Regions from separate parts of the Homo sapiens genome. Here region 1 is linked to region 2. A link is an interaction called in ENCODE POLR2A ChIA-PET data of the cell type or tissue named here. Cell type or tissue: OCI-LY7. All regions are shown on one strand. Region 1 holds the start of TMEM235 (transmembrane protein 235). Region 2 overlaps C17orf99 (chromosome 17 open reading frame 99).

Evidence for each region. Peaks named below come from ENCODE experiments on the same cell type or tissue, not always from the same donor. Only the 100,000 strongest peaks of a DNase experiment are listed, where the experiment ranks them.
Region 1: POLR2A ChIA-PET joins it to region 2 with 5 read pairs; 4 of 35 experiments call an interaction of 5 or more read pairs at or near these places.

What each region holds. Positions count from the first base shown.
Region 1 is chr17:78,229,582-78,232,081 of GRCh38, forward strand. It overlaps TMEM235 (transmembrane protein 235), which reads left to right and starts at 2,050. Exons shown (of 5, transcript NM_001395503.1): 1 at 2,050-2,500. The coding sequence starts at 2,443. In OCI-LY7, no CTCF peak of the experiment used is centred here; no DNase peak of the experiment used is centred here.
Region 2 is chr17:78,152,130-78,154,629 of GRCh38, forward strand. The region is part of intron 2 of C17orf99 (chromosome 17 open reading frame 99); the gene reads left to right. Among named protein-coding and RNA genes, the nearest start is that of C17orf99, 7.0 kb to the left of the region's middle. RefSeq lists enhancers at 1-202, 203-779 and a silencer at 2,236-2,305. In OCI-LY7, no CTCF peak of the experiment used is centred here; DNase peaks (open chromatin) are centred at 899 and 1,482; H3K4me3 peaks cover 680 bases; H3K27ac peaks cover 1,309 bases.

The sequences.
Region 1 (2,500 bases), 77 kb after region 2:
GTGGCGTTAAGCATTTTTTTTTTTTTTGAGATGGAGTCTTGCTCTGTTGCCCAGGCTGGAGTGCAGTGGTGTGATCTCAGTTCACTGCAACCTCTGCCTCCCGGGTTCAAGTGATTCTTCTGCCTCAGGCTCCTGAGTAGCTGGGATAACAGGCATGAGCCACCACTCCCAGCTAATTTTTGTATTTTTAGTAGAGACAGGGTTTTGCCATGTTGGCCAGGCTGGTCTGGAACTCCTGACCTCAAGTGATCCTCCCACCTCGGCCTCCCAAAGTGCTGAGATTACAGGCGTGAGCCACTGCACCTGGCCTTTTTTTGTTTTTTAAGACAGGGTCTCACTCTGTTGATCACAGCCACAGCTCACTGCAGCCTCAACCTCCTGCCTGGGTTCAAGCAATCCTCCCACCTTGGCCTCCCAGGTAGCTGAGACCACAGGCACAAGCCACCATATCTGGCCCTACGTAAGCTTTATGTGGGTGCAATAACAGATCTCAAACCAGCTCTCAGCTCAAGAGAAGGGGAAGCTGGGCACAGTGGCTCACGCCTATAATCCCAGCACTTTGGGAAGCCGAGGCAGGAGGATCACTTGAACCCAGGAGTTCGAGACCAGCCTGGGCAACATAGGGAGACCCCTGCCCTCCCTGTCTCTGAAAAAAAAAAAAAAAAAAAAAGAAAGGAGAGGCTGGGCTTGGTGGCTCACACCTGTAATCCCAGCACTTTGGGAAGCCCAGGCAGGAGGATCACTTGAACCCTGGAGTTTGAGTCCAGCCTGGGCAACATAGGGAGACCTTGTCTCTAAAAAAATAAATAGAGTGAGAGAGAGAAGGGGAAGTCACCGGGAGGACACACATGGAGCACGCAGCCCAAATGGGGCTCCTCTGTTCTCCCTGCAGAGTCAGTTCGTACCTTTCACATGCACAAAGGTGTTGATCCAACCGAAGCAATATTGATTCTTGTTATATTGCTTTATTGTGGGGTCAGTGTCAGAGTACCACGAGTTTTCATCACGCACCGTTCTTTCCCCAGCTGCAGTGTGTTTAGGGGGGGAACGAGGCCCCACCCCCTATCCCTATCGCCTCTGCCTTTATAACGGCTGCTACTCTCTGAGCACCTGTTGAGTTCTTTCACCTTCCAGATCTAATGTGCTATCCCCACCCCTAGAGAACAGGGCTGCTGGATGCCACATGGCTCCCAGAGAGGGGCTGTGGTCAGGGAAGCCCCAGCTCCAAGGGGGCTGGAAAACCCCAGAGCTGCCCACGTGCGGCAACACAGTCTGGTGCTGCAGGTGTGAGGACGGCTACAAAATACCTGAGCCATTCTGTCACTCTGTCTGAACTCTGTTTGAAATATTGTTTCAATAACTGCTAGGCTGGTTTTTCCTTCCTGACTATATTCCTCAAACCAACAAGAGCCTAGCAGAGGAAAGCATGGCCAAAACGCCCCAAGAAGAGAGCCTTGGCTTCACCTCCAAGGGCCACCATCCGGGAGGATGTCCTCAGACCTCTGATCCCCTCTCTGCAGGCTCTGCCCAGCCCTGTGTGGCAACCCAGAGGAAGCCTCCCCTTCGTTTGAGATTTAACCCCAGACCTTAGGCGATGGCTGCCCAGCCTGTCCCTTCCGCCTGTGTGGCTGCCCACGCGGGCGTTGCTCATGGGGCTAGTCCTGGGTGGATGGGTGGGGGCCTCTCGCCGGCTCCTCTGCCTCCCACCCCCACTGGCACCCCACGCCTGTCCTAGAAGGTTCTTTCTGCCTGTTTTCTCCGTGAGTGACTGGACAGGCAGAGGCCGGCCTTGCTGGAGGGGGCATTTGTAATTATGAGTGAATCCAAAACAAGGTTTTTTCCTTCCGCAGCCCCCCGCCCGGCTGTGGGGCCCAGCCACTGCACTTCACCGGATGCCGTCTGGTTGGTCCTCAGGACTGATACAGACCAGGACCCCAGGGCCAGCCCGTGCCAGGCTCCTATGCTTCCAGGAGCACGGGTGGGTGGTCCTGCTGCCTGGCCGGCCATCCTCCTGGGGTCGGTCTCTGGCCGATCCTCCCTCCTCCTCTCAAGCCCTGCACAGCCCGGCCAGGCAGGTGCATCTTGTTTGGCTGCTGAGGAGCCGGGGGTTCAGGGAAATTAAGGAACGTGCCCAGGGACCCGGGGCCAGCCCGTGGGGACGCTGGGATTGGAGCCCAAGCCCCAGGTTCGCCGCGCGGCTCTCGACTTCCTCTCCTTTCCCCCAGGGGCGAGCTCAGCGACCGCAGAGAGGTGGGGTCGATCTCCCTGCGACCCCAGGGGGCCCGCGAGGCCAGTGCGCGGGCAGGAGCGGGGACGTGCTCAGAAGAGCCGGGCGCCGCCGCGCCCGCCCGCCCCCCGTCCCCCGGCTCCCGGCTCCGCGCGCCCCCCGCCGCCCCCGGGGCCCTGCTACCCCCGACCCGTCCCCTCCCGCCGGCCGCCCCCATGGCCCGGCTGGGCGCGCTGCTCCTGGCCGCCGCCCTGGGTGCACTGCTCAGCTTCG
Region 2 (2,500 bases):
TTATTTAAATGCTCTTGCAGAGCAGATGAATTTTATTTATTTATTTATTTATTTACTTACTTATTTTGAGACAGGGTCTCGCTCTGTCACCCAGGCTGGAGTGCAGTGGCGCGATTACAGCTCACTAAAGCCTCAACCTCCTGGGCTCAAACATCCTCCCATGTCAGCCTCCTGAGTAGCTGGTGCATACCACCATGCCTGCTTAATTTTTTTTTTTTTTTTTGAGACAGGGTCTCACTTTGTCACCCAGGCTGGAGTGCAGTGGTGCAATCTTGGCTCGCTGCAGCCTCCACCTTCCAGGTTCAAGAGATCCTCCCACCTCAACCTGCTGAGTAGCTGGGATTACAGGCACATGCCACCATGCCCAGCTAATTTTTGTATTTTTAGTAGAGATGGGGTTTTGCCATGTTGGCCCGGCTGGTCTCGAACTTCTGAGTTCAAGTGATTCACCCACCTTGACCTCCCAAAGTGTTAGGATTATAGGCATGAGCCACTGCACCCAGCCAATTTTTTTTTTTTTTTTCTTAGAGACAGGATCTTGCTTTTTTGCCCAGGCTGGTCTCAAACTCCTGGGCTCAAGGGATCCCCCTGCCTAGGCCTCCAAAAGCTCTGGGATTATAGGAGTGAGCCACCACACCCAGACAAGCAGAAGAATTTTGAATTAAATGATAGGCCAGGCGGGTGGCTCACGCCTATAATCCCAGCACTTTGGAAGGCTGAGGTGGGTGGATCACTTGAGGTCAGGAGTTGTAGACCAGCCTGGCCAACATGGTGAAACCCCATCTCTATTAAAAATACAAAAATTAGCCAAGCATGGTGGCATGCACCTGTAATACCAGCTACTCAGGAGGGTGAGGCGGAGAATCACTTGAAACAGGGAGGCAGAGGTTGCAGTGAATTGAGATCGTGCCGCTGCACTCAGGCCTGGGAGACAAAGCAAGAGCCTGTCTCAAAGAAAAAAATAAATTAAAAAAAAAATGATAGACCATCCTTTATTGGCAGGCTGATCCATAAACTAAATAATCAAAAGGAAAAAACCACACAAGTCTTGAGAGGATATAAAGTGAGTGTGCGGCCGGGGACGGTGGCTCACCCTGTAATCCCGGCACTCTGGGAGGCCGACGGGGGTGGATCTCCTGAGCTCAGGTGTTCAAGACCAGCCTGGCCAACATGGAGAAACCCCAGCTCTACTAAAAATACAAAAAATTAGCCGGGCGTGGTGGTGCATGCCTGTAATCCCAGCTACTCGGGAGGCTGAGGCAGGAGAATCACTTGAACCCAGGAGGCGGAGGTTGCAGTGAACCAAGATCGTGTCACTGCAGTCCAGCCTGGGCGACAGAGCAAGACTCCGTCTCAAAAAAAGAAAAAAAAAAGTGAATGTCCCTGGTACAGTGTACTTTCAAAATGGTTCCTGTCTGTGAATTTATGCAAATCAAGCTTCTATTAATGAAGACTGAAATGGAAATGAAGAGAGAGAAGTTTTTCTTTCCATTTTTGTAAGTCAAGATCGTTTCCCTTCGCAAAGGGAACAAAAAGAAAGGGTGATCGCGTGTCAGCCCTGGACGCCCACTTCCCCACGTGAGGCAGGCTTCTGGCCCCTGCGATAGTTTCTGGACCATGAAGAGAAGGCCTCTTGGCCCTGAGGGTCAAATTGACTAAAGAATCAGCAGAGGCATCTGCAAGAGGATGCCCCAGAGGGTGCCTTCACCTCCAGATACACCTTCACTTTCTTCAAATCGAAGATTTTTCCATGAAAGCCTGTTTAGGGAAAAAAAAAAAGTATTCCTTCTTTTTTTTTTTTTTTTTTTTTTTTTGAGACACAGTCTCACTCTGTCACCCAGGCTGGAGTACAGCAGCACAATCTCCGCTCACTGCAGCCTCCACCTCTCAGGTTCAAGTGATTCTCATGCCTCAGCCTCCCGAGTAGCTGGGACTACAGGCTCGAGCCACCACACCGGGCTAATTTGTGTATTTTTAATAGAGACAGGGTTTCACCATGTTGCCCAGGCTGGCTTTGAACTCCTGGCCTCAAACGATTCACCCTCTCAGCCTCCCAAAGTGCTGGAATGACAGGCGTGAGCCACTGTGCCAGGCCTGAAAAAAAAAAGTATTCTTCCCCATCTAAAAAGGAGAGTCTGGCTGGGTGCAGTGGCTCATGCCTGTAATCCCAGCACTTTGGGAGGCCAAGGTGGGTGGATCACCTGAGGTCAGGAGTTCGAAACCAGTCTGGCCAACTTGGTAAAACCCCATCTCTACCAAAAATACAAAATTAGACAGGCGTGGTGGCATGTGTCTGTAATCCCAGCTACTCGGGCAGCTGAGGCAGGAGAATCGCTTGAACCCGGGAGGCAGAGGTTGCAGTGAGCCAAGATTACACCACTGCCCTGAGGCCTGGGTGACAGGGTAAGACTTCGTCTCAAAAAAATAAATAGGTGGGGCGCAGTGGCTCACACCTGTAATCCCAGCACTTTGGGGGGCTGAGGCAGGTGGATCACCTGAG